Linked DNA regions of Mus musculus: region 1 is linked to region 2. A link is a loop called in an ENCODE intact Hi-C map of the cell type or tissue named here. Cell type or tissue: gastrocnemius. All regions are shown on one strand. Each heading gives the region's core, and the rest is flanking DNA. Links, peaks and the distances in the headings are about the cores only. Region 1 overlaps Pan3 (PAN3 poly(A) specific ribonuclease subunit). Region 2 holds the start of D5Ertd605e (DNA segment, Chr 5, ERATO Doi 605, expressed).

Region 1 (16,191 bases), core at 5,331-13,330, 130 kb before region 2:
GTATTAATATATAGACAAGACACTTATGCATTATCCTGTTTTATATATCCAATGAATATAACTGGGGCGAGTTAAGAGTCATGGTCTAGAAAAGGGGTTTCTCTGTACCCAAATCGGGCTGGTTGGACCAAGACCCAGAGAGGCAGAGTGGTTGTCCCAGCTATAGTTACTAAACTACTCACCCAAAGTTGGGACCTCACTGGCTTCTCTTTACTTCATCATGGATTTCACCATCCCAAGGCAGTCTGAGAGGAGCTAAAGAGTATCAGCCCATATTTATTAAGCACTTTATGCTCCTTGGCACAGCAGGTGATGTGTAATTTATGCAAGCTCCCTCTCCAGCTAGGACTCAGGATATTAGTCAATGAGCCATCAAAAGGAAAAAAAAAAAACCATCTTATTTTCATCTGTTTCATACCTTGTCTGGGGTCTAATGACGATGGCAACAGGGTAGACATGGGAAGACAGGGTAGAAAAGGGTGCCCGCTCTTTGGGGTCTAGAGATGAGCCCTGGGTCTCTAAAATGGCTCTCTTAGAAGTTGTATGTGCAAATTATGGTCTGTGTGCTTAGGTCGTGCACACCTGCCGGAGCCGGTCACAGCTGGGCAGACGATGAATAGCTGCTTTGGGAGAGCAGAGCATGCTAGCCACTTAATTCTCTGACCGGGCCAGCATCATGGGTACCTGCTCCCCTGTGTACCCCATCCTTAAGGTTTTCTGTCTGATGAGACTGGAGGCCCAGTGCAATCCCCACTGAGACAGCCTGCAGCCCACTGTGGCTCTTGGTGCACTCACCAGCCAGGACTAGACAAGTAGGAAAGGGCTTCTAGCCACACTGGAGAAAAAGAAAATCAGGTAGGGCTGGCCAAAGACATCTTTGTCCATTCGCAAAAGCTCTTGTCGGCTGCAGTGTGTAAGTCAGGCGATGAGACAGAGGCTACCAGAGAAACGGATGAGAACAGCAGCCTGAGGTTTCTCATCCAGATATCCAGCAATTGGGGGGTGGGGGAAGACCATAGATGGTCCTGTATTATTCCGATTTTAATAATCTAATTCGTGATCATTAAGAGACTTTAGTAAATGTCCCTTTCCCACAAAAGTAAAGAAAAGCTATCGGGATTCTCTGGTTCTGCTTAAAGACTTAGCTTTGGAGCCTATGAAAGTTGATCAGCCAGGAAAAAAAAAAAAAAAGGAAAGAAAGGAAAGAAAGAAAAAAAGAAGGAAGACGGTTCCTTCTGAGTTTTTAGGGTAGGAAGAAAAATGGAAACTTCTAACGACAGACATACCTAGGTGCACTGGGCCTGATCACCAAGAACATGATTGGATGCTAAGAGCCTGGACAGTGGCATTCAAACCGTTTGCCATTCAAGGCCCAAGTAGATGGCACTGAGGAAGAACAGACATTTCTCCCAGTGTGTGAGATCGCCAGTGTGTGACTAGGGAGCTGAAGGTCAGGCAAGTCTGCATTAGCCTGAGATGGACTGTCAGGGGGCAGTGCTGTTCAAAGCCTGTTGCACGGGACTCAGTGCAGGGAGAGGGCAGGGCACCCTTGACCCACGGTGGCAGGAACTGTACGTGTTTGTGTGTGTGTATCTGTATGTTTTGTGCATAACTATTTAAAGAAACTGGAATTTTGAAGTTACTTTTATATGAGTCAAGATTATATGCTACAGACAGAACTAAGACATGGTCTGGCCTCACCTTTCTAGTCATGATGAATGTATTTCACATATTATCTTCATTTAATAAAATTAACTTTCAAAACCAAGTTTTGTATTTTGTTCTTTTTGTTTTTTGTTTATTTGTAAGTGGGGTCAAAGGGGTGGGAGGGGGTCCTAGGTGTGCCTCTGGGTAGGGTGGGGACACTGAATCCTGGGATGGCTTACTAAATACCAGTTATCAAGCATGGCTCAAAGATGATAGCAAGCCATACTAGAGCAAGGGCACACAACACCCCAGGGGTCCCACCCAGAGGCTGCCCAGGCCACGAGATGCTGCCTGCACACGGTCAATGAAAAGCAAACTCATATCGGGCGATGCAATGGGATTCTCCAGGAGCAGAAGCAACGGGATGAAAGGGATTGTTTTACTAGAGAAAGGCTTAGTGGGCAACAGCTATACTTGCTGTTCTTGCAGAGGACCCAGTTGCCGGTGCAGTGACTTCAGAGTCTGAAATTCCAGTTCCAGGGCCCCCTATCTCTTCTCTTGGCCTTCTCATGTACCAGGCACCCATGAGGTACACACACACACACACACACACACACACACACACACACACACACACACACGAAAGATCCTGGCAGAATGTAAAAGGACACAGAAGCCCTGAAATTGGCAAGATAGATGTCAGTGTTAGCAAAACTACTTCACTGATTTAGAAAAATAGAGGTGCACAATGCTCTGGCCACTCCTTGAACCTGTGTGTCTGCCAATGTTCTGACCAGGTATGTGCCCATTGCTGCACCTTCATTAGACTCTTTCCTTGTACCCCTCCCATACCCATTTCTTGAGAATAGACATTGTTTAGATCTGGAAATTCCCTACTCTTCCCCTTCTCCTTTCCCCCCTGAGGGCCTATAAAAACTGGGAACTCTTTCCCCTTGAGGTCGACTCCACTACCCCTGCGTGGGATATGAGTTGTCCCCAGAGCTCTGGCTTTCCCCGAATAAAGCCTCATGTGGTTTGCAACAAGCTCGGTCTGTCGTGAGTTCTTGGGTGTCCACTATTGTCCTGAGGCCTGAGTGAGGGGCTCCTTTTGGAGTCTTTCATTTGGGGGCTCATCCCGGGATTGGCATGACCACCCACGTCTCCGAAGACCCACTTGGAGGTGAAATTTTTTGTCCAAAAATATTTCTGTAAGCCAGCGAGGTTCTGTGCTGAAATTTGCAGCCGCGACATTTCGTGAGAAAGGGAGACCTTTGCCTCGGGATGAGGCACTGAGTGTGAACAGCAGACATGCTGGAATCACCGGCTGCTGCTCGCTCTGGGGGATGCCCTGAGCGAGGGGAAGGACTCCAGGAGTCTGTCTGGGGCAGCGAGTGTACTCCCTTGACCATCTGCATTTCTGAGTTGGTTTTGTCTGTCTGATAGAAAACAGGCATCTGTCAGTGTGTGTTTGTTTTTTGTGTCTGTTTTCAGGCATTTGTCAGTGTGTATTTGTTTTTTGTGTCTGTTTTCAGATATTTGTCAGTGTGTGTATGTGTGTTTTCTGTGTTTGTTTTGTGTTTTATGTGGTGTAAACAATGGGGCAGACTATAACGACCCCCCTAAGTTTGACTTTAGACCACTGGACTGAAGTTAGATCAAGGGCCCATAATCTTTCAGTAGAAACTAAGAAGGGACCTTGGCAGACTTTCTGCACCTCCGAGTGGCTGACTTTTAATGTAAAATGGTCACTGGAGGGGACTTTTGGTTTACTCTTATCTTTGAAGTTAAAGTCATTGTTTTTCAGAGCAGACCTGGGTCCCACCCGGATCAACAGCCTTACCTCATTCAGAATTCACCACCATAAATCAAACCATGGATTTCCCCGCGCCTCTCAGAGCCCTCCCCCGGCTGCTCCCATGCACTCGAGTGGGTTCAGCACAGTGCCCTCGCTTTCTGCCCTAAGTAGCAGTCCCTGCACCCGGCTCTGAGATTGCTAAAGGCACAGTCTGAGGACCGAGGACCTACAGCTGGGACCCGGAGCCGACAAGCCTAGAGTCCCCCCAGCAGATGAAGCTCCTGACACCACTTCTGCCTTTTCCTTTTCGAGCTGTGGGCAACCCGCCCACAGACAGGCAGTCTCTGCAGACCCTCCAATATTGGCCTTTCTCATCGGCTGATCTGTACAATTGGAACACTGGGTTCCCTCTGGACCGGCCAGATTAGAACTACAACACGGTGCAAGGTAAGGAGAGGTTGACAGTTTACTGGCCGGGCTCTAGTCTAAAGGGAGCGATGAGACGTCCCACCAATTTGGCTAAGGTAAGAGAAGTGATGCAGGACCTTACAGAGCCCCCGTCTGTTTTTCTAGAAAGATTGATAGAAGTTTATAGATACTATACTCCTTTTAACCCGACCTCTGAGGGTGAACAAGCCACGGTTGCTATGGCTTTTAAAGATTATATGCCATGGCTTTACAAGATTTAGTTAAGGAGGCAGAGAAGGTGTATCACAAGAGAGAAACAGAGGGAGAATAAGAGAGAAAGAAGACAGGAGAGGAATTTAAGCAGGATTTTGGCCGCAGTAGTAGGGGAACGTGGAAGGAACAGAGATTAGACAGACAGGGTACCTGGGCAACAAGGAACCCAGACCTGAAGGAAGAAGATCTGTCCAGAAGATTTTAGAGAAGGACCAATGTGCCTATTGCAAGGAAAAAGGACATTGGGCACGAGAATGCCCAAAGAAAAAGGGAAGGGCCCCTAAGGTCCTGACTCTGAAAGATGATGAATAGGGGAGATGGGGCTCTGACCCCCTCCCCAAGCCTAGGGTAACCCTGATGGTGGAAGAGACTCCCATGGACTTTTTAATTGACACAGGGGCAGAACATTCTGTGTTGAAACATCCACTGAGAAAATTAAAAAAATAAAAGAACCATAGTGATTGGAGCCACTGGTCAGAAACAATACCCCTGGACCACTGCATGCATTGTAGATCTGGGGAAAGGCCAAGTGAGTCATTCCTTCTTGGTCATTCCTGAGTGTCCCACACCGCTTCTAGGAAGAGATCTTCTGACTAAATTAAAGGCCCAGGTCAGATTTACCCAAGAAGGGCCGAGAGTAAGCTGGGAATCTCCCACCTCTGTAGTCTTAGCCCTGCAGCTTGAGGAAGAATACCGATTGCATGAAGGCATAAAGCAAACGGAGGTGCCAGACCTAAAAGACTGGTTGACTGCTTTCCCTAGAGCATGGGCAGAGACTGGAGGCAGGGAATGGCTGTCAGAGTTCCCCCTGTGGTTGTGGGACTGAAGACGGATGCAAACCCCTATAGGAGTTCGACAATACCCAATGAGCCGTGAAGCAAGAGATGGAATCAGGCCACGTATTCAGAGACTATTACAATTAGGTATTTTGGTACCTTGCCAGTCACCCTGGAATACTCCTTTACTGCCAGTAAAGAAACCTGGCATGAGTGACTACCGACCAGTCTAAGACCTGAGAGAGGTCAATAAGAGGGTCCAAGATATTCACCCAACTGTTTCTAATCCCTATAACCTTTTCAGCTCACTCCCTCCAGAGTGAAAATGGTACACAGTACTTGATTTAAAAGATGCTTTCTTTTGCCTGAAGTTATATCCCTCCAGCCAGCCCATATTCGCCTTTGAGTGGAGAGATCCTGACACTGGACAAACGGGACAATTGACCTGGACACAGTTACCCCAGGGGTTCAAAAACTCCCCCACCCTTTTTGATGAGGCTCTACATCGAGATTTAGCCTCCTTCCGAGCTGAAAACTTCCAGGTAACTCTGCTTCAATATGTTGATGACTTGTTCCTTGCTGCAACCACGGAGAAAGAATACTGGCAGGGGACCAAGAGATTGCTAGCAGAACTGGTTGGGTTACTGGGCCTCTGCTAAAAAAGCCCAGCTATGTCAGATGGAAGTAGTGTACTTGGGATATACCTTCTGGGATGGAAAACGGTGGCTGACAGAGGCTAGAAAAAGGACTGTGACTCAAATACCAACACCAGCTACTCCAAGACAGGTGAGAGAATTCTTGGGCACCGCTGGGTTCTGCAGACTTTGGATACCTGGGTTTGCAACACTAGCTGCCCCCCTGTATCCCCTGACCAAGGAAAGTGGGGAAATCAGATGGACATCAGAACATCAGAAAGCCTTTGAAAATATTAAGGAGGCCCTGCTGATTACGCCAGCCTTGGCACTGCCAGATCTAACCAATCCCTTTATCCTCTATGTTGATGAGAGGGCAGGGGTGGCCAGAGGAGTTCTTACTCAGGCTCTAGGGCCGTGGAAGAGGCTGGTGGCATATTTGTCTAAGAAGCTGGACCCAGTGGCCAGCGGATGGCCCACATGCTTAAAGGCCGTTGCTGCAGTAGCCCTACTCGTTAAGGATGCTGACAAATTAACTCTGGGACAGCAAATAACTGTGGTAGCCCCCCACTCTCTTCAAAGCATTATCCACCAGCCCCCAGATCGATGGATGACAAATGCCCAGATGACTCACTACCAGAGTCTGCTGCTGACTAAACGGGTCGTGTTTGCTCCTCCTGCTATTCTCAACCCTGCCTGCAAAGTGATCTACGTGACCAGCCGTGGCCAGGTGTTCTAAACTGGTACACAGACGGAAGCAGTTTCCTTTTTGTAGATACCTTTTCAGGATGGGTGGAGGCCAACCCAACAAATGAGAAACTGCCAATGTTGTGGTTAAGAAAATCCTAGAAGAAATTTTTCCTCGGTTTGGAATACCTAAGGTAATAAGGTCTGACAATGGACCCACCTTTGTTGCCCAGGTAAGTCAGGGACTGGCCATCCAACTGGGGATTGATTAGAAATTACATTGTGCTTATAGACCTCAGAGTTCAGGACAGGTAGAAAGGATGAATAGAACTCTAAAAAAAAACTTGACTAAATTAATCTTAGAGACCGGCGGGAATTACTGGACAGTCCTCCTTCCCTTTGCCTTGTTCCGCGTCAGGAACACATGGGAACAGTTAAGCTCACTCTATATGAAATCCTATATGGGGCAGGGCCTCCCCCGCTCACTGAAGTGGGGGGAGTGTTAGATCCTTTAAAATTTAACCCTGGTCCTTCATTGTTTACATGCATAAAAGCCCAGAAGTGGTCAGAAACACCGCCTGAGAGCAGCTCAAAGAGGCCTACGAACCAGGAGACTTGATGATACCACACCAGTTCCAGGTGGGAGATGCAGTTCTCGTCTGAAGACATCGAGCTGAGAATCTGAAACCTTGTTAAAAAGGCCCATACATCGTGCTGCTGACCACCCCCACTGCTGTCAAAGTAGAAGGCATCTCTGCTTAGATTCATGCCTCTCACGTAAAGCGAGCTCCTGAAGAATAAATCCCCTTGGTTGACCACCCTCATTTCTACTCTGACAGACCCTCTAATAATTTTGCTCTTACTGCTGATGTGTGGTCCATTAATTCTTAATAAACTAATGACCTTTGTTAGAGAGAGGATTGGTGCCATCCAGCTGTTAGTATTAAGACAACAATACCAGTTTCTGCAGAACCTTGAAAAAGAGGTTGCAGTTTAGTTCTAAGATTAGAACTAGTAACTAGAAGAAGTGGGGAATGAAAGATCCTGGCAGAATGTAAAAGGACACAGAAGCCCTGAAATTGGCAAGATAGACGTCAGTGTTAGCAGAACTAGCTTCACTGATTTAGAAAAATAGAGGTGCACAATGCTCTGGCCACTCCTTGAACCTATGTGTCTGCCAATGTTCTGACCAGGTATGTGCCCATTGCTGCACCTTCATTAGACTCTTTCTTTGTACCCCTCCCATACCCATTTCTTGAGAATAGACATTGTTTAGATCTGGAAATCCCCTACTCCCCCCCCTTCTCCTTTCTCCCCTGAGGGCCTATAAAAACTGGGACCTCTTTCCCCTCGAGGTCGACTCCTCTACCCCTGCGTGGGATATGAGTTGTCCCCAGAGCTCTGGCTTTCCCTGAATAAAGCCTCATGTGGTTTGCAACAAGCTCGGTCTGTCGTGAGTTCTTGGGTGTCCGCTATTGTCCTGAGGCCTGAGCGAGGGGCTCCTTTTGGAGTCTTTCACACACATACACACACAACACTCAATACACATAAAACTAAAACAAAACTTAAGCAAAAAGCTATCATGTTGATTTATGCAATATGGTCAGTTTAGTCCAATGACCACTGTCTTAAACCTAAGAGGGCAAGAACCTGGCTAGTTCTTGGTCAGTGGGGCTGGATGCTCGGGTAGTCACAGAGCTGCACAGTGGCTGTCTTACTTCCTGGTTCAGTCAGTCTACAAGGCTGGTGGTCTTCAGTTCATGTTGGCCACTGGGAAAAGCACGGTCTCAGAATGTGCCGCACCAACAAGGTAAATGAACTCAGTGGCAAAGGGCAGGCCAGGCAATCAAAGGCTGAGTAATCATCTTTCTTCTGAGCGCTTTTTATCTGGGCAGCCACCAGGTTAATTAACACAACTAAGCTAATCTTCTGACTGAGGCTCCAAGCTCCAGTGATGCTAAGGTGTGGCAAGTTAATATGTAAAACCAACCATCTCAGACAGCTTGCCCAGAAATACCAAAATGAGTACCATCATGGAACCAGTAAATCTCGCAGAGGGACGGCTAGCTGCCTATGAAGAACCATCCCCCTCCCCAGTTAAAAACAGGCTGTCTCCCCTAAACACTGATTTTCAACCGATAAACAATTACCACAATTACAGGTTGTGTGTATTGTATGCACCTGTGGATTACAGGGGCTGTGTGGGAAACAACAACAATAACAGCAGCATAGAACAATTCCCCCAAGAAGACTGCTACAGCCTAACTGGCTCCACTTGGCTCTGTGACTTACAGCCTGGGAGGGAGACAGTGCAAGCAGGCAGGCGCTGAATATAAGGATATAAACTGCCTATTTCCTCATCTATTTGGCTGACAATATCCTGGGCAGCTAGCTAGGTGGAATACAAGGTGGGAAATTGGACAAATATCCTTGGGAACAAAGGCAAAAAAAGAGAGTGACCAGTCTCAACAAACTTGTAAAAGACATTTAATCTTGAGGAATCTGAAGTACGGGTCAGACAACGGTGGCACATGCCTTTAATCCCAGCGTGTTAGCTTCTACTTCAGGACCAGTCCATGTTTCCCAAAAGCATGCATTTGCTCTCCACGAGGAACAGCGACTTCCTTCTTTGTGTACAACCTCTGCAAGATGTTTCCTGGTTTCTGTGCTCAAAGCAGGGAACGTCTCAAGTTCTCTACTTGACCCTGAATTTCTTTCACAGAACTATGATTTTAAAAGTTCCTACAGTCAAACCAGGTGGTGGCAGTGCACACCTTTAATCCCAGCACTCAGGAGGCAGAAGCAACTGAATGGGAGTTTGAGGCCAGCCTGGTGTACAGAGCTAATTCCAGGACAACCAGGGCTACACAGAGGAAACCCTGTCCCAGAAACCACAAAAAAAAAAAAAAAAAAAAAAAAAAAGAATGTGAAATATTTTTAAGACCCTGTGTTTTTAGCATACATGGTAGCCTGAGGGGGCTTCTAGGAAAACGTCTAGTTTCATAACAAAGTCACTCTTTTGGGAAATGATCTGAAGAGTGTCTCAGGAGCCAGCCTCATGTCACAGCATAGATATTTTCTCATGACTCTGGCAAGTGACAGGCCATTTGAGAATTCGTTTCTTCGGCAGTGGGATGACCTAGCAATGTTCCTTAGACTTCCACAGCATGGAAACACATCTCCAGATTTGGGGCTTTCATAGGTCAGGAATGCTGAAAAAATGTGCTGGGTCCCAACAGCCTTCAACTTTGTGAATTATGGACATTTAAGGGAGAAATTAAGAAAGCAAAAGCTAGTCCCCACACCAACCCAATCTGGGAATCAGTGAGCCCACCATTATAATTCACTGTTACTCTTTGTGAACTTTCACATATATGGAAATGTGTGCTATCCTTCAAAAAGAACCACACACACAAAAGCCCTACCATATAGCACTATTTTTGGTAGACCAGGCTAGCCTAGAACTCACAGAAGTCTTCACACCTTTGCCTCCCAAGTGCTGGGATTAAAGCAGCACTTCAGGCCACATAGTGCCCATTGAAAACGTGGGAAGGCTAGGATGGGGATGCACCTCAGGTGTGGAGCTCCGGCCTCATATACCCCGAAGGCTTCAGTTCCATCACAAAGCAGTACCAAAAAAACAGAACCAGAAAAACCATTGTACTGGCTGGTTTTGTGTCAACTTGACACAGCTGGAGTTATCACAGAGAAAGGAGCTTCATTTGAGGAAATGCCTCCATGAGATCCAACTGTAAACCATTTTCTCAATTAGTGATCAAGGGGGAAAGGCCCCTTGTGGGTGGGACCATCTCTGGGCTGGTAGTCTTGGTTCTATAAGAGAGCAGGCTGAGCAAGCCAGGGGAAGCAAGCCAGTAAAGAACATCCCTCCATGACCTCTGCATCAGCTCCTGCTTTCTGACCTGCTTGAGTTCCAGTCCTGACTTCCTTTGGTAATGAACAGCAGTATGGAAGTGTAAGCTGAATAAACCCTTTCCTTCCCAACTTGCTTCTTGGTCATGATGTTTGTGCAGGAATAGAAACCCTGACTAAGACAACCCCCAAGTAAAATACAATAAACAAAACCAGGGGAGTTGTACTAGTAACATCTCTAAAACACACTGCAGCAGATGCTCAGTTTATTTTGAAGTTATACCAAGAGAAACCCACTGTGAATTGATGTTTTTAAAAAATAAAGATTTATTTTTATGTACATTGGTATTCTGCCTGCCTCTGGGTGTTGTGAATTGAACCCAGGTCCTTTGGAAGAACAGTTGGTGCTTAACTGCTGAGCGTCCCCCTCGCCCCCATGTATGTTGTGCACCACAGTGTTATGGATAGTAGTGAGCCGCCATGTGGGTGCTGGGAATTGAACCTGGGGCCTAACTGCTGAGCCATCTCTCCAGCTGCTGCCCCCCATCCCCACCCCCTGGCAACCCTCCCCATTGTGAGCTAAAATGACTACCAGTGGTTGAAAGAAGCACTGAAAATGGCTCGGCAGCACAGGCAGGGCACTGCAGGGTCAGATGTATTTCCTAGTGGTGAGGAGGCCAGGGGGGCTGAGGTCACAACTGCTGCCCGGTCTCTGGAGTGACTCCCCGCAGGTAAGAATCCAAATTCGAAGGTCCAGGTTGAATTCTCCTCCAGGTGCATTCCACAGCAACTGTAACCTCACCAGGGAGCACACGTCTGCATCCCGCCCCCAGCTGTAACCCATGAGCAAATACCATTGCACAGCTTGGCATTCATCGGCAGCTTGTAATTGCTGCCACCTGAGTGTTTCCTGTATGGCAGTTAACTATGCTAAGTGCCCCGAAGGGCTGAACTTGCTTCCAGGACTGTTTACTGGGACACACTTTCACTACCTTTCGCTTCAGTGGGGAAATTACACAATGGCAGTGCTCTTGATGGTCCTCTCATCAACTCCCCTCTATGACCCCCTTCCTTGGGACCACACATACACACCAATGTCTCTCATATAATTTTTCCCTTGTCCCTCATGGCAGAACTCCAACTCCTCTCCTCCCTCTTTAAAACCAGCTCGACTTAGCACTGCAGTGTGAGCCACGAGCTCACACTTAGGCCGCTCTGCAAAAGCCCATCAGCCACCTGGTGGCTTACCTAAGCTAGCACCAGCAAGCAGTTGTACAGTTTCTGAAAACGTCTTTGAGGCTGGGGAAATGGCTTAGTTTGGTTCAAAACAAGACAAAAACCTTGTTGCACAAACATGAAGCAGAGTTCAGATCTGCAACTCAAGCACGTAAAAGCCCAGCCCAGCAGTGCACATCTGTGACCCAGGCACTGCAGTGGGAGAGTGTTTATGCAGAGACAGGTAGATCCCCCTGGGGCTTTCTGGCCAGTCAATCCAGCTAAACGGTAAGCTCCGGGTCCATTGAGGTGCTCTGTGGTGGTTTGAATAACAATAGACCCAATAGGTATGTGTGTGTGTGTATATATATATATATGTATATATATATATATATATATATAAAATATGAATGAATGAATGCTTAGTCCCAGTTGGTGGACCTCTTTGGGAAAGATTTGGAGGTATGGCCTAGTTGGAGGTGTTATCAATGGGTGTGTGTGTATGTGCCGAGCTTTGAGTTTTCAAAAGCACAAGTCACCCCTAGTTAGCTTTTGCTGCCTGGTGCTTGTCGTTCAAGATGGACGCTCTCAGCCACTGCTTAACACCATGCCTGGCTGCCTGCTCTCATGCTCTCTGCTCATGATGGTTATGGACTCAAACCCTCTGAAACTGTGAGCCCTCAATAAACTCTCCTATAAGCTGCCTTCAGCATGGTGTCTTATCTCAGTGATAGAAAAGATAACTAAGACACCATGGACAGACAGACAGAAGGACTGACAGAGGCTGGTGAGATGGCTCAGCAGTTAAAAACACCGGCTGCCTATACAGGAGCTGAGTTTGAGTTCCAGCACCCACATGCTAGTTCCCAGCGCAAAGGAATCGGATGCTCTTTTCCAGCCTCCACAAGAAACAAATACACACGATGCATACATTGTACGCATGTCTCTTTGACTGCAGAAAATACTCCCTTCTCCCCTTTCTCCTTTGGTCTCTAGCTAGCCGAACCTCACTTCTGACTTTTGAACATTGCTCTCGGGCTAGGAGCTTCACTTAGGCTCAGTACCTCAAGTAATACCATGACTTTAAATGGCATCTGGCTGATCAACATACAGATCAGTCCTGAGCCTTGAACTAGCATGTGACTGGCATTGTGTAGCATGACTTGGTGGCCCAGTCAAGGACCTATTTTCTGCCTACCTCTTGGTGCTCATTCTCCGCAAGCTCCACTGGGTGCCAGGCCGTGGGAAGATGCCGAGACTGTGTCTCAGCGGAGCCCTGCATTCAGACAGGCCAGCTCCTGCCGCTGGAACTCACTCAGCTCAAGCTCCAAACTTAGAAACCTAGTTGTCATTCCTGTGGTGCCTTGTCCAAATCCCTGACCCACAGAATCTGAAATAGGGTAGGTGTACCATTAAGCTTGGTGCAAAACAATATGCCAGTCCAATGTGTAAAAACCTCAGGCTCCGGGAAATATTTTTAATTGTCCCACTTCCTGATCCCCCTGCCTTCCTATCAAAACCACTTAGAAATCTTTCTTCTAGCAATCCCAAGTCTCTCCTTTTCTTCTTTATCCTACGCTGGTCCTGCTTTTAAAAGGCAACCAGAATCCAACACTTTGCATCTTCTCTCAGGCCGTCCTGGCCAGATGCCCCTTTCCCTTAGAAGGCCACAGAAAACGCCCTCATCTTGCTCTAGCAGTGGTGGCTTCACGCCTCTTCCCTGGTCTGTCCTTGACACGACAGCCAGAGTGATCTTTAAGTGTGTCACATTCCGAATCTTCTGCTCACAACTGTCCAGCAGCCCTTTCACGGCGGATGAAAGGCAAAGCGCACGCTCCACAATGCTTGTCTTTGCTAGGAGCTCCCCAGGTCTTGACCTTAATAAGCCTGTTCTAGCTTGTTCTAGCTGTATTCATCTGGAGTGTCCCACAACATTCCCGCACTTGCCTTCACCTGTGGGACTGGCTACGCTGTGACCTTCAAGTCCTTGCTCACATCAGCTTAGCAAGACCTCTGAGCCAGTCCACCCTCTGAAACTGCATCACGTCTAGAGGGGCAAACATGGACAGGAAAATGAGAATCACAGGTCATCTTTCTGGTATTAATGTTTCCCATGCAAGAGGTTTATGCCAGAAATGGTTATAGTACCCGATACTTAGATTCAACTCTTTTTGTATTTGTTAAATCTGGTAATAACTGGTTCTCCTAACCATAATTACATTCTGATTACTTCATACAGTTGCCAGTACCCAAGGGGAATTGTTTCTAGCGTCCCCCTCACCCCCAACCAAAACTCTTCACACTCTTCTGTATAGTTGAGGGCCTGCCTAGAAGACTCACAATCAACTCAAGTGTAAATGCAATGGAAATAACTGTCCTCTGAATGACAAGGGAAAATGGAAGCTCCAAACACTAGGAAAGTGTCGTCCCTTGGTGTTGAGAACTATGCTTGACATGAACAGACAGTGGGTCAGTATCTGTTGAGTAAATTCCAGTCCATTCCACTGTGGCACTGAGGGCAAGCTGCTTGGCCAAGGTCAACGAGGGCTCAGCCGCGGGGCCAATACTTCCACCCCGGGTGATTTTTTTTTTTTTTTTTTTTGCTGCAGCCAGCTGGGTTCATACCCACCTTGTCACACTGCTTGTTAGTAAGATTTAAAGGTTTAAAGGCACAGATTTTGTTTTGTTTTGTTTTTGTTTTTAAATCAGCCTCTCTCCTTCTGGAGCAGCAGTCTGTGTGGATCTCTGTGGTTTGTGTTAAACTGGAACTACAACTCGCTGCCCAGGGGAGCTGTCTGACTGCAGGGCGAGGAAAATGGGAGCCGCTCCACTGCTTCTGTCCCAGGTCACCTCGGGCCTGGCTGGAACATCTTGTCCTAAAATGCCTTCCAAACTAGTGTGCATTTTCACTCTTACCTGGATCCATGGGCGGCTACAATTTTCTTTTTATATGAAAGTTCCCCTCAAGCCGTCTGCCAGTCCCTCAACTGGCCAATCTCCTGTGGCTGGTCCCTCGGCCACTCTTGTCTCCTGCCCCTTGACTACTTTCCACTCTGTGCCTTCAAGTCTTCAAATCACAGGAATTTCAAACACACAAAACAAAACAAAACAAACAATAACATAATAACCCACATTAAACACTATTCAGGCTCAACAAATGCTAAGAACATTTTTGCATAATTTGTTCTTCTGGAATGCTTTTGGAGAAACTGGAGAAGTCTCTCTCTCTCTCTCTGCACAAGGGACAGGCATGGGCCCTGAGATATACTTAGCTGCCAGCTCATGGGAGGCCCTGCTTTCCTTCCCAAAGAGGGAAGGGACCTAGCTCCATGCCATTTCCTACTCTGTCAGATAAGTAGTTTCTTGGACATTCTGTCCATTGCAAATCTTCGTAATCTGTAAGTTTTAGCCTTAGCACAGATCCAAGGGCACAGGGGATCCACAATCAACAAATAACTGCTAAACCACTGAGCAAATCTGCTACCATTTCACCCAAAATACATAGGTAACAGACTTCAAAAACCCAATCAAGACCATATATGAACTGGTAATAAAAACAACAGAAATACAAGTTTATTTCTGCAATTCTTTATTAAAAAATACTGCTATACACGTAGAGACTGAAAACAGGGTTAAAGATGAGCAACAGGTACTGGGATTGTGACATTAGAACTTAAACGTACTGGTGCTTTCTAGAGACAATGTTGCTATCCAATGACAGAACCAAGGTCAAAGCAGAACACAAGGGCACCCTCAAAGGTATCTGCAGTGAAGTGAATACACTAACAGGACTGGAGATGGGTACACTGCTGAAGTGAGCGACGCGACATGATTTCAAGGGTTGTCCTTTCCGTGTTGTGTCTGTCATAACAGGAAGTTATGATGAGTTCACATCCTTCATTCGATACTCTCAGATATTAAACTCTTCCTATGCACTAAATAGTAACTTTCAGACAACCTTCTATATGGGTTTACACTGTGGAAAAGAGGGCTCCCAGAAAAAAAAAAAAAAAAAAAAAAAAGCAAAGCAAAACAAAACAGAAAAAAAAAAAAAAGAAACCCATCAAAGCAGAACTCAAGAGTTCTTTTGAAAACCATTCCCAATGAAAATGAAATGAAAAATAAATATAAAACAAAGCTAAAAAATACGTATCACCTGACACCGACTGTTTTCTGGCTGACACTATTTACTTAGGTACTTTCAGCTGACTACCTTTTATACCCAACCCAAGTCCTGAGGTTGCTGGGGCGGAAGCAGACTAGCATTTCTGATGCAGACACTCGGGGTTGTGATGTGAACCTGCCTTGCAGAGGGGAGTTTGCTGGTCTATGCAGGACTAGAGGTCCAAGCCCTATGTTACCCCTGCCCTTCCTTAGCATTCACATAACATTGGTCCACAAATGAAAATTTTCAAAAAGTTCCCAGGCCCCCAAAACTAAAATAGATGATCCCCTTTCATTTTCAAAGAAAACAATATTGGAAAAAAATCTCCAGCCCGCTTATAAATTAAGCATTTCATATTTCTTCTAGAATACAAGTAGTTCTTTTTTGTACAAAAGAATTACAATATGATTTGTCAAAAAACATATAAAAAGACAGCTGCTCTTCCTCAAATACATGAGCTAATGATAAAGACTTCTGCGTGGTACACCGAAAGTTCTCGTTCCCTTTAAACACAAGGAACATCATGGTGGCAAATGTTCATTATCCTTGGAATATTGAACATTATGTTCTTCTAAAATCCATCCAGATCAAATGCAGTAATTGATTTTCTCATTAACAACTGATGCTAGCGCTCTCAGATACAGACGTGCTTGTTAGACATGGGAAGTGTGTCTCTAGTCCTCAAAGCTTTCAGTGAAGAGAGGTGCTTTTTCTTGATGCAAA
Region 2 (16,191 bases), core at 4,226-12,225:
TCGAGAATGATACATATCCAAATACTCTCTCCTTCACTCATGAATCAGAATTCAGTTGGAGGAACGGGAGTACTTTAACATCACCGATGGCATACTCCCCCCACCCACAAACACATACACCCTGAAAGTAAATTGGCTATAATTTCCTTATCTTGGAAAATTAACAGCTTAAAATACCACTGTTGTCCTTAAACAGATACACACTAAGAAGGTAGCTCTCCTAAGTTGTATATTATAGTGTGGTCATTGCAGTATTACTCAAGAAAGCCAACAAAGAAAGTTGCAAGTAACCCAGACTATAAATGCAAAGAATAATGAAATCAGTAGTGGAGTGTCAACTTGGAATATTATGCAGCTAAAAAAATAGCCATGAAAACTTGCATTTATGATGCTCTGTTAATATTACATGATACAACATTATATTTGCTTTATATGTAATGTTTTGAAAAAATAGAATAAGGATCAGAGTAATTGCTTCCAAACATTAGCCATAGTTTTATTAAGGTGATAAAAGTACATAGATATAGATTAAAAGTATATACCACCACTCCCTACCATGACTTTATACTTTAGTCTCTCAATTCTGAGAAGTAGGTATGTTGTATTCATTAAATTATCCTCTATTTTAGGTTCAAATAAATTAAAAACAATTGAATACTCGTTGGTCATTTCTTTCTACATTTTCATTATATTTTGTCAAAGACTGGTTCAAATTATTAATTTGTACCGAAAAACTTTTTGCTAACATTGGGGAGGTTTAAGAAATAGTCTTTTTCAGAACCTTGACTGTGTTGACGTTAACACTGAAGTAGGACATACCACCGCATGTGCCAGTTTCCCAACTGACACTTCCTGCCAGCTTGTGTGAGGTTAGTGCTGCCAGACTGTGCTTCCCACCAAAAGCACTGTTGGCAGAGTCATGGACTTGAAAGCACATTCACCTTCTGCAGTGCACCTTCTGCAGTGCACCAGCTTCTGCTTTGCCTTCTACCAAAGCTTTCACAGAGCAAAACCTAAAGCTTCCCCCTGACAATTCCTCAGGACCTGGTTACTCCCTCTAAGCATCTTCTTTCTTCTTGTTTTTGTCTTAAGTGTATAAGTCATTTTTAAGACATCACTCCCTTCCTATGAACTTTTTGTAATTGGGTTGCTTTGGAAGACAGCTTGACACAGTACACAAGTGTAATCTATAGAATACCTGTACCCTATATCATTTGTGCTATCTACAAAACACGTTTGGGAGAGGCAGCTGTCTGGATACTGATTGGGTTCAAAGTCTTGCCCATACTAAGCATGATAACTTTAATATGAAGAATTGTTTATAATAATGTCCTTGTTTGGTTTTGGGCTTCTTTGGTTGGTTGGTTGGTTGGTTAAGACAGGGTTTCTCTGTGTAGACCTGGCTGTTCTGGAACTCACTCTATAGATCAGGCTAGCCTCAAACTTACAGGGGGAAACCTCTGCCTCCCTGATTGCTGGGATTGAAGGCCTGTGCTACTACCACCTGGCCTTAGGTTACTTTCTATTGCAGCAACATCATAACCAAAAGCCCGATGGGGAAGAAAGTAACCAGTTTTCAAGTTCCAACTCATGTTAGGGAAGTCAGGCAGGAACTGAGGCTGAGGCCTTGGAGAAACCCTGCTCACTGTCTTGCTTCCCCTACTGCCTCAGCCTGCTCTCTATGCCACTTAAGACCACCAGCTTGGGAGTGGCACTTTCACAGTGGATTAGGCCCTCCCCACATCAATCATTATTCAAAAAAAAGAGAGAGAGAGAGAGAAACCCAGGGCAGTCTGATGGAAGCAATTCCTCAACTGAGGTCCCCTTTTCCCAGACACATTAGACCTGTGCGGCTTTTCACAAGCCTGGAAGAATTGCCTACCTAAAAGAGTTGTTTGGGGGGTTGACTAACATAAGAACCTCTTAGAGGAAGTAGTCTTTCTGCCAGATGCAGAAACAGACGTCTTTGCAAAAATTATTCCAACCACTTGGTTGTACAGCGGTGCTTTTCTGGCAACTTTGTATTTTCTTCCTCTGTAGCATTCTATCTGAATCCCTCTATGTCTGTGATGGTGAGTTGGGCGGTTACTGTGATGGCGCCTCGTGTTCCATTGGTTCCTCCCAACAGTCCCGTGAAAGTTACCGTTTTGTATGTAACCCTGGAAATCTGAGTTTGGAGAATCTGTGAGCTTCTGTTACTTGATCCAAAGTAAAACACTAGCTTAGAGTTGCTGTTGCTGTGAACAGACACCATGACCACGGCAGCTCTTATGAAGGAAAACATTTCATTGGGGCTGGCTTACAGTTCAGAGGTTTAGTCCATTGTCATCATGGTGGGAAGCATGGTGGCACACAAGCAGACTCAGTGCTGGAGAGGAGCTGACAGTTCTACATCTGTATCAGCCGAGGGACACTGGACTCGGTTCGAGCATCTGAAGCCTCAAAGTCCACCTCCAATGACACACTTCCTCCAACAAGGCCAACACCTCCTAATAGGACCACTCCCTCTGAGCCCATGGAGTCTGTTTGATTCAGACCATCACAAGCACTTAGGTTTAAATCCAGCCTCTCTAAACCCTATCCTTGGCTTTTTCTAACAAGGCAGTCAACCGGGGATTTAGGTCTTTTCAGTTTGGGGAATTTTGGGTTGTTTTTTGTTGTGTTTTTTAAGATGCATTTAGTTGTGTGTATGTATGTGCAGGTGTACATACCAAGTGCTCTTGCGGAGATCAGAAAGCAACGACATAGGTCTATGTCTCTTTCCCTTGTATTCTTTCTTCTTTTATCGCTGCAACGCACTGTGCTTCTTTATCTTATGGCTTATTAGCAGCTCTCAATCTTGTTTTAAAACGTTTTTGTGGCCGGGCGTGGTGGCGCACGCCTTTAATCCCGGCAGGCACGCAGGAAGCAGAGGCAGGCAGATTTCTGAGATCGAGGCCAGCCTGGTCTACAAAGTGAGTGCCAGGACAGCCAGGGCTACACAGAGAAACCCTGTCTCAAAAAACAAAAACAAAAAAAAAAAAACTTTTTTGTGTGACCTACAAGCAAAACCTTCCTACTTGTAGCAGGTACACTATCATGTTGAAAGATTCTTTGGGGTTTTGTTTGGTTGGTTGGTTGGTTGATTTTGGTTTGGGGTTTTTGTTTGTTTGTTTTTTGGTTTTGGGGTTTTGGGTTTTTTTTTTTTTTTCCAAGACAGGGTTTCTTTGTGTAGCCCTGGCTGTCCTGGAACTCACTCTGTAGACCAGGCTGGCCTCGAACTCAGAAATCCGCCTGCGTCTGCCTCCCGAGTGCTTGGATTAAAGGCGTGCGCCACCACACCCGGCTTTTGTATGTTTTTATTAACATTGTACATTATATGAAGTTTTTGTATGACAGTCACACTCCATGATCTTCCATTATTACACTCCCATTGTTCTCCTTTCCAGCTCCCCCCACCCCCACCCTTCTACTTTGACATCAGATCCAGCCGGTTGTTTTGTTTGTGACTCAATGAGTTTAATTAGGAGCTCAGGTGAGGATTGTTTGCGGGAGCATGGGCGCCTTTCCAGTGGCTGCCCAGTCTGCTGTCAGTCCAGTGGGAGGGTTCAAGGGAAGGGGAAAGGACATGAGCAGGGAGGGGTAAGTGCCTTCACTGTCTCCCTTGCTGCTACTCTGGTGCAGCTGGCCTGGCAGCCCAGCTGAGCTGGCTAGCAAGCGGAGGAGCGGAGCGCAGGGGAGCCTCTGGTGGTGAAAGCTCTGGGAAAGTGTTCTCTTCCCAGGCAGTGTTAGAGCTCATAGGACAGATCTCTCAGATGATGGAGCAATTCGCACACATCTTTCATTCCTTCTGGACAGGATCTTATATACAGTTTGGGGGTGGGTTGGATCTGACAGCAGGTGCTTCCTATTGGCTTGGCCGGAGATGCCTCATCTACATGAGGAGGGATTTGTGGGTGCTGCACATGCCTGATGACCACAATTCTCTCTATGGGGGGTGTGGGGTGTGGCTACATGAAGGGCCTGGAGTCAGGAGCAGTCAAAGCTCCTACTGTCCCTTCTGGGTCTCTGGGGCTTCAAGCCCTAGCTTGACCTTACCAGGCTTCCTCTCACTGTCCACCACTCCACACCCTGTGCCATCCACCATTTAACTGTATGGGGCCCCATGAGCACCTCTGCATACCATGACTGGGTATTGACAGGCCAGATCATAGACAGGTGATCTGAGTTATTATGGGTTCCAAGAATGCAACAGCTAAGGTATACCTGGAACTCAGCCTTCCACACTATGACCTTCAGAGACACACCCTTCTCTAGCTTTCCCTTTCTGTCCCTCTGCAGTATTGGAGGGGGTGATTAAGATACCAAGTGTAAGCGTCTACATTTGCCATAAAGTTCTGTAGTTGCCCACTGTCTTAGTGTTTTACTGCTGTGAACAGACACCATGACCAAGACAACTCATATAAGGACAACATTTAATTGGGGCTGGCCTATAGGTTCAGAGGTTCAGTCCATTATCATCAAGGCGGGAGCATGGCAGCATCCAGGCCAGCATGGTGCTGGAGGAGCTGAGAGGTCTACATCTTCATCTGAAGGCTGCTAGGAGAAGACTGACTTCCAGGGAGCTAGGATGAGAGTCTTAAAGCCCATGGCCACAACTACACACTTCCTGCAACAAGGCCACACCTCCTAATAGTGCCACTCCTAGGCCAAGCATATTCAAATCATCACTCCTACCACGAAGAGCATTTTATTTTTAACCAAAGCTGATATAGCATTAGTTTGTAGGAATAAATGTGGTTGATTAGAAGGCAATTTGATAGGACATCGTGTTCAGTTGGCAACACATCAGTGGCTTCCCCATTAGGGCCTATGACTTCCCCAGCCATGGGCTTTTGACCAGAGTACAGTGTCAGACAGGAATTGCCTCGTGTTGAGCAGGCCTCAAATCCAGTCAGAAAACAGTGGGTTGTCCCCCATAATAGACTTGCCCCTGCTGTACAAGTAGGCACATCTCTGGCTGGTCTGTAGTGTTTGCACCCAGAATTCACTGCTGAGTGAGACTGTGGCTGACAGTTCTCCCGCTGCAGCCTGCATAGCTCCCACTGGAAACGTGAGCCAGCAGAGATGAAGCCTCCAGCTCAGTTCCACTTGAGTTTCTGTATGTCTGGCGAACAAGGCGTATGAAATCATCAGCCACCTTCCAGCTCCGGTGGGCAACCAACATCAGTGGCAGTTGCCTGTATTCTTGTGACCAACAGCTCAAGGAAGTCCACCCTTTAAAGACAGGTATAGATTTTTAAAACATATTTCTAACTGTATGTTTGTCTGTTTGTACAGGTATCTACCAAGGCCCATAGATGTCAGAACCCCAAGAACTGGAGTAATAGTGGGTTCTGAGCTACCAGATGTGGGTGCTGGGGCCTGGATCCAGGTCCTCTGCAAGAACAACTGTGCTCTTTACCTCTGAGCATCTCCTGAACCCCACACACATTATTTCTAATTACAGTGGGCCTGGAATAGAAAATAATGTCAACAATCAAACTTTAAAAGAAAATAGGGAGTCTGGAGAGAGGACACGGCAGTTCAAAGCACTGGAGAGAGGGCACCGCAGTTCAAAGCACTGGAGAGAGGGCACAGCAGTTCAAAGCACTAGAGAGAGGACACAGCAGTTCAAAGCACTGGAGAGAGGACGCCGCAGTTTAAAGCACTGGAGAGAGGGCACCACAGTTCAAAGCACTGGAGAGAGGACACGGCAGTTCAAAGCACTCGAGAGAGGGCACCACAGTTCAAAGCACTGGAGAGAGGGCACCGCAGTTCAAAGCACTAGAGAGAGGACACAGCAGTTCAAAGCACTGGAGAGAGGACACAGCAGTTCAAAGCACTGGAGAGAGGACACAGCAGTTCAAAGCACTGGAGAGAGGACACCGCAGTTCAAAGCACTCAAGAGAGGGCACCACAGTTCAAAGCACTGGAGAGAGGGCACCGCAGTTCAAAGCACTGGAGAGAGGGCACCGAAGTTCAAAGCACTGGAGAGAGGACACGGCAGTTCAAAGCACTGGAGAGAGGACGCCGCAGTTCAAAGCACTGGAGAGAGGGCACAGCAGTTCAAAGCACTAGAGAGAGGACACAGCAGTTCAAAGCACTGGAGAGAGGACGCCGCAGTTCAAAGCACTGGAGAGAGGACACGGCAGTTCAAAGCACTGGAGAGAGGACGCCGCAGTTCAAAGCACTGGAGAGAGGACACAGCAGTTCAAAGCACTAGAGAGAGGGCACCGCAGTTCAAAGCACTGGAGAGAGGGCACCACAGTTCAAAGCACTGGAGAGAGGGCACCGCAGTTCAAAGCACTGGAGAGAGGGCACCGCAGTTCAAAGCACTGGAGAGAGGACACGGCAGTTCAAAGCACTGGAGAGAGGGCACCGCAGTTCAAAGCACTAGAGAGAGGGCACCACAGTTCAAAGCACTGGAGAGAGGACACCGCAGTTCAAAGCACTGGCTGCCGTTCCAAGAAGCAGGTTCAATTCTCAGCATCTGCATGACAGCTCACAACTGTCTGTAATAGGATCCCACACCTCCTCCTGGCCTCAGAGGGCACTGCATACAAATGATACACAAACATATGCAGGCAAAACATTCATACACAGAAAAGAATGTTTTATAAATAAGTGAATAGTAGTAGAGCTGGTAATTAGATGGCGGTAGGAAGCTTACCTAGCATGCTCAAGGTGGTGTGTTGGATTCCAGCAGCAAAAACTATGAAAAAATAATCGTTGTGAAAGAGACCAGCATTGAGGAGGCAAAGGCAGGTGTGTGGCTGTGAATTTGAGACCCGTCTGGTCTACAGACAGAGTTCCAGGCCAGTCAGAGCTGCATGATGTCTGAAAAACAAAACAAAATAAACACACCTTTAAATAACCCAAGAGGCTAAGAAAAAAATAATAGAACTAGAAAATATTTTTAAAAGATAATTTAACGTACATGTCCATTCTTATGAAATACTGTTAAAGACTATAAGAAAAGTAACTTTAGCCGGACAGTGGTGGCGCACGCCTTTAATCCCAGCACTTGGAAGGCAGAGGCAGGTAGATATCTGAGTTCAAGGCCAGCCTGGTCTTCAGAGTGAGTTCCAGGACATCCAGGACTATAAAGAGAAACCCTGTCTCAGAAAAAAAAAAGAAAGAAAGAAAAGGAAGAAAAACAACTTTAAATGAATGGATTAGGAATGAGACTAAAAATAAGTAATGACATCAGGGGGAAAAATATATGTAACCCAGATATTACTAATACACAGAACCAATAGTCAATAAACACCAAGTTAATAGAACTTATTCATTGAAAAAAATCTAACAGAATGAATGAATTTTGACCAAGGAATAGGAGCTCCTGTCTGAAATCCAGCACCTAGGAGTTCAATAAGAAGGAGCTCTGACTTGAGGTCAGCCTAGACTGACCAGTGAGTTTCTAGCCTAGCCCTGGCTATACCACCAAAGTCTGTTTTACTATATTGTTTAGATATAAATGGAAAAGTAAATGACTATAAAATTGAATAAAACACAATGAAAGATGAGTGTACCCCAGGAATGTAAGCATGACTTGACAGTTGAAAATCAGTACCAACCATCACATTAACAGCATAAGAGAAGGCTCCAATGGTTTCAGAAAAAAGCAATCCATGACGTTTAATGCCCGTGTTTATTTGTTGTTTGTTTGTTTGTTCTAAGTAATAAGCTAGAGGCTAGAGATATGGCTCAGCAGTTTCAACTGTGGCTGCTCTCGCCGGGAACCTGCATTAAAGTTCTCTGCACCCATGTCAGGCAGCTCACAACTGCCTAAAACCAGCTCCAGGGGATCTGACAGGCTCTTCCAGCTTCCAGGGACACCTACACACACGTGGTATATTCAAAAATCAGTAAACTATAAGTTGAATCCTATTTAGCACAAGTTGTATCAGTCATTTCCAAGACACGGTGTATGTGTTGCTGAAATGTTGAAAACCTTTCATCTGAGCCAGGCGTGGAGGCGCACGCCTTTAATCCCAGCACTTGGGAGGCAGAGGCAGGCGGATTTCTGAGTTTGAGGCCAGCCTGGTCTACAGAATGAGTTCCAGGACAGCCAGGGCTACACAAACCCTGTCTCGAAAAACAAAAAACAAAAAACAAAACAAAAAAAATTGATAAAAAGATTCATTTATTCACTTATTCCTGTATGTATATAGGAGGAACTTTTTTATTTTGTTCCATTTATAAATTCTTCCTTTTATTTCCTGAGCTATTGGAGTTCTGTTTATGAAATTGCTGCTTGGACCTACAGCTTAGTGAGTTTCCCATTTTGTTCTAATACTTTCAAAATTTAAGATTTTTTTTAAATGCCACTGTTATGCGATTTAATAGAATTATGGAATTGTAATAAGCACAGCTGACACTAAGAGTTTAAGACAAATAAAACCATGAACTGTATGCCCTGGGCATCTGCTGTCCCTGTGTTTAACAGCAGTCGGTGTGATGAGTCGGTTAGAACTTCTAATGCAGTAATCTAGCATGTCAATCCTGACGAAATGGGAAATGAGCAAGCTGCCTAGTGAGACAAGACGTATCACAGAGCTCTAGGGTTGACTGAGCAGTCCTGCCTCAGCGAATAGGGTAAGGAGAAACAGCAAAATTCTCAACATCAACCTCAGGTCTTCACATGCACATGCATGCATGCATGCAACACTGTTTTAAAGGGTATTTAATTTGCTATTTTCTCATTGCTGTGCCTAAATACCTGACCAGAAGTGATTTACAGTAGCAAGGGTTCTATGACTTACAGTTTAAGAGGGGCCATGCCATGGCAGGGAAAGGAGCCCGCAGGAAGGATCGTGAGGGATCGTGAGGCAGCTAGTTACATTCATCAGCAGTCAGGAAGCCGAGAACAGGAAATGGGGCTGGGCTATAAGACCTCAAAGTTGGCTCCTTGGGAGCCACTTTGTCCAGCAAGGCTGCACCTCCTCCAAGAGTCATAACAGCGCCACCAGCTGGAGGCAGAGTGGAAACACATGAGCCTAACTCATTTTGTGTGTGTGTGTGTGTGTGTGTGTGTGTGTGTGTGTGTGTGTGTGTGTGTAGGGAGTTGCTGAGGTGGGAGCATTTGATATACAAACCACAGGAACTCATTGTGTGTGTGTGTGTGTGTGTGTGTGTGTGTGTGTGTGTGTGTGTGTGTGTAGGGAGTTGCTGAGGTGGGAGCATTTGATATACAAACCACAGGAAGCATTTCATCCATTTTGAGTTGACTTAGGAGAGAGACAGACAGATTATCTAGATCCCTTGTCCAAGTGAACACCCTATTTCCCCAACCCCATTTGTTGAAGTTTTATACAACATCTGTTTTGGGCATGGACACTTTTAACAAGAATCAGAGAGCTGGGCCTGTTGGTATATGTCTTCTCTTAGGGATGTTCTGTTCCATTCATACATATGTTTGCTTTCTGCATAAACCAGGCGAGTTTTGTTAGTGTGGTTCTGTAGTGTGTATGAAGTCAGGTATTTCTTCTTTCTGTTATTTTGACAATTTGGAGTCCATAAAAATTTTAGGATTTTTTTCCCTATAAGTATAGCCATTCCATCTGATCCATGAACAAAGTAGGTGTTTCCATCTTCTAATGTCATCTTTAATTTTGCTCTTTAATTCTTCAATGCTAAGTTTCACCTCTTTGGTTAAGTTGCTGTTGTTATTCTTGTTGTTATCTGAGACAGGTTTCCCCTCTGTTGCCCTGGCTGGCCAGGAACTCTGTTTGTAGATCAGGCTGGCCTCAAACTCACAGAGATCCACCTGCCTCTGCATCCCCAGTGCTGGGATTGAAGGTGTGAGGGAGGTACTACCAAAGGCTTTTTGTTGAGTTGACTCCTAAGTGTTTTCTTTTGGTTTCATTAGGGATGGAACCCAGGGCTTTGTACACAGTGGACAACTGCTTTACCACTGAGCTACCCCTGCATGTCTGGCTTTTTCCTGGTATTGTGAATGGGGTTGTTTTCTTGATCTAGTTCTCCATAAACTCATTACTGGTGTGTGAAAGATGTTGATTTCTGAATACTGCTGCTTCACCAGAGTTATCAACTCTACAGTCCTCTGGTGGAGTCCTTAGGGTCTGCTAAGTATAGAGTCATGCCTTCTGCAACAGGGGTGACTTGTCCTCCCTTTCCTGTCCGTATCCTTATTGTGTTCTCATGCCGAATTTGCTTTGCCTAAAATTTGAAATACCTGACCAAGCCAGCCCAGTCAGTCAACAGGGTCTTGAGGGAGGGAGTAAGGATTAAAAAAAAAAAAGACTATTAGACAACATTATAACATGACCCCAGCCAGGGCCTAACCAGGGCTTCCCCGCCCCCCAGTCTGATTATACCACTCTAGGTATATGCAAAGAGTAGGGTTAGTTCTAGATCAAAGGCAAAGTAGTCTAGTCAAGGAATAAACAAGGCAATAAACAGAGCCACGTGGTCACTGTGTCTAGGGGTTTATGAGGCTGAGGCATTACGAGGAATACTGTACATTCCCCAGCTGTATTCATCTTGAGCCTTGTCCTAGCCCAAGGCCAAATTCTTGTCTGAGCCTACTCCCTTGTCTTGTGACCAGGGTCTTGCTTTGAGTTTCTGTCCTGACTTCTCTGGATAATAACACCCTGTAAGACGAAATAAACCCTTTCCTTCTCAAGTTGTTTTTGGTTACCGTATTTATCACAGCAATAGAAACCTAAGTAAGACAAGAGACAAGAGCCTCCTTACTGAGGTTTTCAGGGCTTTTATAATGAAGGAATGTTAAGCAATAAATATCAAGGTTTTTTGAACATCCACTGAGATAATATGATTTCAAGTAACTTTTATCCCTGATTTTTAATGTGTTTTATATTATGCTTATTGTCATGATGAACCATCCATGGGCTAAAACCAACTTGATTATCATGTCTGAGTTATTAATATGTTTCCAAGCATCTTTTTTTTCCTCTATCTCTCTTCAAACAGGGTTTCTCTGTGTAGCCCTGGCTTTCCTGGAACTCTGTAGAGCAGAGCTCTACCTGTCTCTGCCCCTGGAGGGCTGAGATTAAGAGAATGATAGATATCCAACACCACTGCCTAGCATAGTCCCAAACATCTCTTTTTGTTTGTTTCTTTGTTTCCAAGTATCTTTTTTTTCTTTTTTTCTTTTTCTTTCTTTTTTTTTTTTTTTTTCCGAGACAGGATTTCTCTTTATAGCTCTGGCTGTCCTGGAGCTCACTTTGTAGACCAGGCTGGCCTAGAACTCAGAAATCCGCCTGCCTCTGCCTCCCGAGCGCTGGGATTAAAGGCGTGCACCACCATGCCAGGCTGTTTTCAAGTCCGGCTGTTTCCAAGTATCTTAATTGATGAATTTTGCCACTGTATTTATGAAGGGTATTGTTACATAGTTTTGTTGAGGATGTTATTATATCAGGTTTTTAACAGTGTAATAGCAGCTTTGTAGATTGGAGTTTGGAAACATTCTTTCAGTGTCTGTTTTGCAGGATAGTTTGAGGAGCACTGATACTAGCTTTTCTTTAAAGGTCTGACAAGATTTGGGCGTGGATCTTTCCTGTCGGGGCTTCTGTTGGAGACTTTTCCATAATGCTGTGCTCTCTTTGATTATTGTCACCTTGTTTAAGTTTCTTTACATCATCATGTTTCCATTCCATGGGTAATAGGTATGTATGTGTGGGGCGGGGGGTGGGGGGGAGACAGAGAGACAGAGTCACAGAGAAAGACACAGAGAGAGAGAGAGACAGGGAGAGAGAGAGAGAGAGAGAGCTGTCGTTTTCTAAGGCACTGGCATTTGCTTTTCAACCTCTTCCCCAATGATCCTGTGGGGTTTACTGCCATCTGCTGTACCATTACCTTCACCTCTCTAGCGTACTCACTTGAGCAGGCACAGCTATTAATTAATTATAGTATGTCTACGGGTTCTTTTCTAGTTGTGTCCACTGGGATAATAAACGCTTCCTCTACCTGGCTTTATGTCTCCTGGTTTGGACATAAAGCCAGACGATTTGGAGAATTTGCTGATTACGTTTCCTATGGCTTTAGTCAGTAGTTCTTCTGACTGTGATGGTAAGTTCAGTCTTTAGTGGCGTCCCATAGGTCCTTGTATGTTCTTTTCACTCTTTCCCTATCCTTCATTTGTGTGTGTGAAGGTGTGAATCCTTCAACTTAGTCTGTGGTCCCTGAGGTTCTCTCTCATACTCTGTCCTTCGTCTCTTGGTGAGGCCTCCAGCTTTTATTTGATTCATTGAGATTTGAAGTTCCAAGATTTCTTCATTAGTCGAGGCAGTGTTTCCTGTAGCCCAGGTCAGCCAGAAACTTGCTTCAAAGTGAACGCTGGCCCTTAACTTCTGATCCCCCTGCCTCCACCTCCCAAATGCTGGGATGGCAGCTGAGGGTGGTGACACATGTCTTTAATCCCAGCACTCAGGAGGGAGGCAGAGACTGGGGGATCTCTGTGAGTACATAGTGAGACCCTGATTAAAACAAACAAACAAAAACACAGAACTATATATTTTCTTGCTTATTTTCTTCAGAGTCTTTGTCTCTTCCGGAATGTCTCCTGTATGCCTTGCACTGTCTTCCTTAATCCAGTCAGCCATTCATTTGCTTGAACACACTGACAGCTGTTAGCATGACGCTTTTCTAGCCTTTCTGCAGGATTCTGTTCACTTCAGTATCCTTGGGATCCATTTGTAGAAAGCTGTGGGCCTTTAGAGAGACCCTGTTACCTTCTTTTTCATATTTCTATGTTAAGATAGATCTCTTATTTGGGGTGATACCTCTTTTGGTATTAAATAAGGCCCTTGTCTTCATGATACACTTTGACTATCAGCTTGTGTACTGTAGACTCCAATTCCAAGCAGACTTCACAGTAGTTTCTATGTTGCTTCTTGGCTGTAATCGGTGCACTATGATACCATGTCTTAGAGCCTGAGAGAACTCTTTCCTCTGTAGATCTCACCAGAGTGGAGCTTCCTTGGTAATTTTAGTCAGGCATGGCATACACAAAGTGTAAGGATGCATCCTCTGTGGTGGCGCCATAGACTGTGCATGGGCGCATGGCAGCAAGAAGTGCTGAGGCCCCACCCCCCCCCCCACCCCGGTGCAGCCCATAGCAGAAGATCACTCACTGCCTTGGCGCATGGCAGCAAGAAGTGCTGAGGCCCCGCCCACCCCCCACCCCCCCCACCCCCCACCCCCGGTGCAGCCCATAGCAGAAGATCACTCACTGCCTTGCTGATGCTGTGAGGGTGAATGACCAGAAGCAGAGCTTCATATTTCCCTCAGCCAGGATTTTTGGGGGCTGGGTTATCAGCTGGAACCTCTGAAAAGTTCCTTTCTTGAAGGGTTTGCTCTCTTTGTTTCATTGAGTTTCTCTGTTACATGGTATGTGTCTCTGTGTGTGTGTGTGTGTGTGTGTGTGTGTGTGTGTGTCTCTATGTGCGCATGCTCGGACATAAACAGAGGTCAAAAGACAACTTGCAGGGAGGGGTTGGTTCTCTCCTTCTGTCACGTGGGCTCCTAAGATTGAACTCACATCATCAGGCTTGGTGGCACTCGCAGTCCAATCCCTCTCTCAGGCCCTTGTTTGCATTTTGTTTTGTTTTGTTTTTTCGAGACAGGGTTTCTCTGTATAGCCTTGGCTGTCCTGGAACTCACTTTGTAGACCAGGCTGGCCTCGAACTCAGAAGTCCACCTGCCTTTGCCTCTTGAGTTCTGGGATTAAAGGTGTGCGCCACCACCACGCCCGGCCTTTGTTTTGTATTTTTGAAATATGGTTTTATGGGGTTCGAGAGATGACTCAGTGGTTAAGAGCACTGATTGTTCTTCCAGATGTCCTGAGTTCAGTTCCCAGCAATCACATGGTGGCTCACAACCACCTGTAATGGGATCTGATGCCCTTTTCTGGTGTGTCTGAAGACAACTACAGTGTACTCACATAAATAAAATAAATAAATCTTTTAAAAAAAGAAATGGATTCAACTAACTACTTAGTTCTAACACAAAGCTACAAGAAGCCTGGAAAACCAAGGCAACATTACTCCTTCAAAAATCGTTAAGCCATCAGTAATGAGAATTAGTGGAAATCTGAGAAAAAGAATTTAACAGAATGCTTCTAAGCATGTTCAAAGAAAATAAACTCTGAAACAAATCTCAGGAGAATATAAATGAACAATTTATATTTATACAATATAAATGAAATAAGGAAGATGACAGAATCCCAATAAAGAGATAAAAATACTGATGGAAAACTAAGCCCAGACTCTGCAAATGAAAAACAAAACAAAAAGGAAAGCAAGAATGTGTCAAATAAGAAACTGGAAAGCTGTGGGAAGCTGCAAACGCCATTACAAGATGGCGCTGGTTTCTATAAGCCGACACCCATGAATATGGGTAAACAACCAATATGCGCATGTGCATAAGAGTTTTTTGCCGAGTCACTGCCTGGCCCGAGGCATATTAATGAGGTACTGGTAGCATAACCAATCAGGTATGGACACGTCACTCCTAGGCCTATATAAGCAATGCCATTTCTGGGGCTCGTCCATGCTCTCCCAATAAACGTGTTGTAGAAGGATCCTGTTGTGGCATCTTACTTGCTGGCAAGTCCGGCGTCCCACAGAAAGCCACACTAACAGAATGAATCAAGGAGAGGAAAGAATGTCTGGGTTCCAAGGCAAGGTGCAGGAGGAACTGGAACATTCCAGCAAGAACAAAGATGAAATAGCAACCAAAGATGAGTGTGTTTGGAATGCCGTGAAACAGCTGACCATAAGAAGCATGGAACAGGGCTAGAGAAACAGCACCATGGTTTTGAGCACTAGTTATTGCTCTTTCAGAGGACTCAAGGTCATTTCCCAGAATCCAAAAAGCAGCTTCCAATAGTTTGTTCCATGGGATCTGATACACTCTTTTGGGTTCCATGAACACCAAGCACACACGTAATAAAAGGATAAACATGCAGGCAAAACACCTATACACATAAAAAAAAAAAACCCACACCATTAAAACAGAGAAAACAATGCTCTCGATTTAAAAAAGGGGGGGGGGCGCATAAAAGAAGTGAAAACTTCATTCTAAAGGCACAGAACATATTTTAAATGCAATCATATCCAAAATTTCCTGAAGTTAGAAAAAGAGACACCCACCAGGCAGTGATGGAGCATGCCTTTAATCCCAGCACTCAGGAAGCAGAGGCAGGCAGATCTCTGTGAGTTCCAGGTCAGCCTGGTCTACAGAGTGAGTTACAGGACAGTCAGGGCTACACAGAGAAACCCTATCTTGAAAAGCCAAAAAAAGAGAAAGAGATGGGGGAGGAGAGACCCCATATATAGGGGCATTTGGAATGTAACACAGAACTAAAAAAGAATTTCCTCTTGTCATATTATAATTAAACCACTAACTATAAAGAGCAAACAAGTGTATTAAAAGTGGCCAGAGAAAAGCACTAAGTCACATCAGAATAACAGAAACTTCAGCTGACACTTTTTTGTTTGTTTGTTTGTTTGTTTTTCAAGACAGGGTTTCTGTAGCCCTGGCTGTCCTGGAACTCGCTCTGTAGACCAGGCTGGCCTCGAACTCAGAAATCTGCCTGCCTCTGCCTCCCAAGTGACTGCCCGGCCAGCTGACACTTTTAAAGGACAGATGTTCTGAGAGATAACAACTGCCAACCTAGACTATTATACCCAGCTCTTCATCATAATCGAAGAAGAGAAACTTGCTATGACTGAGAACATGCATAGCCTCTAAGCCAGCAGTTCTCAGCCTTCCTAGTGCTGCAACCCTTTAATACAGTTCCTTATGCTGTGGTGACCTCTCCAACCATAACATTATTCTTGTCGATGCTACTGTTATGAATTGTAATGCAAATATTTGATATGCAGAATATCTGATTTGTGACCCCCTGTGAAAGGGTCATTCAACCCCCAAGGGTCTCAACCCACAGGCTGAGAACAGTTGCTAAGCCCACTCTACAGACAATACTTGAAAGAATTCTTTGGATTGAGGAAAGATAAACAGAACCATGAGGCCACAGGTTAAAAAAATAAACCATCCTTTAATAATGACTAAACGAGAGAGAAATGAGAAAACAGACACCACAAAATCAGCAAGCCTGGTAATAGGAAACAGCCATGATTCTGGCAATCCAAGTGTAACCTTCCAGAGCCTCAGAGCAGGCAA

Evidence for each region. Peaks named below come from ENCODE experiments on the same cell type or tissue, not always from the same donor. Only the 100,000 strongest peaks of a DNase experiment are listed, where the experiment ranks them.
Region 1: it touches region 2 in a loop (4-fold over the local background); 4 of 42 quality-filtered maps call a loop at or near these places.

Annotation. Positions count from the first base shown.
Region 1 is chr5:147,547,181-147,563,371 of GRCm38, reverse strand. It overlaps Pan3 (PAN3 poly(A) specific ribonuclease subunit), which reads right to left. Exons shown (of 19, transcript NM_028291.5): 19 at 14,871-16,191. Flt1 (FMS-like tyrosine kinase 1) reads left to right here. Exons shown (of 30, transcript NM_010228.4): 30 at 1-1,768. Among named protein-coding and RNA genes, the nearest start is that of Gm35383, 100 kb to the left of the region's middle. In gastrocnemius, for the core only: a CTCF peak has its summit at 8,984; no DNase peak of the experiment used is centred there; H3K27ac peaks cover 1,496 bases.
Region 2 is chr5:147,411,297-147,427,487 of GRCm38, reverse strand. It overlaps D5Ertd605e (DNA segment, Chr 5, ERATO Doi 605, expressed), which reads right to left and starts at 8,868. Exons shown (of 3, transcript NR_033625.2): 1 at 8,787-8,868; 2 at 6,692-6,858; 3 at 4,444-5,256. It also overlaps a transcript of Pan3 not described here. In gastrocnemius, for the core only: CTCF peaks have their summits at 8,974 (motif pointing left) and 11,876 (motif pointing left); a DNase peak (open chromatin) is centred at 8,955; H3K4me3 peaks cover 379 bases; H3K27ac peaks cover 231 bases.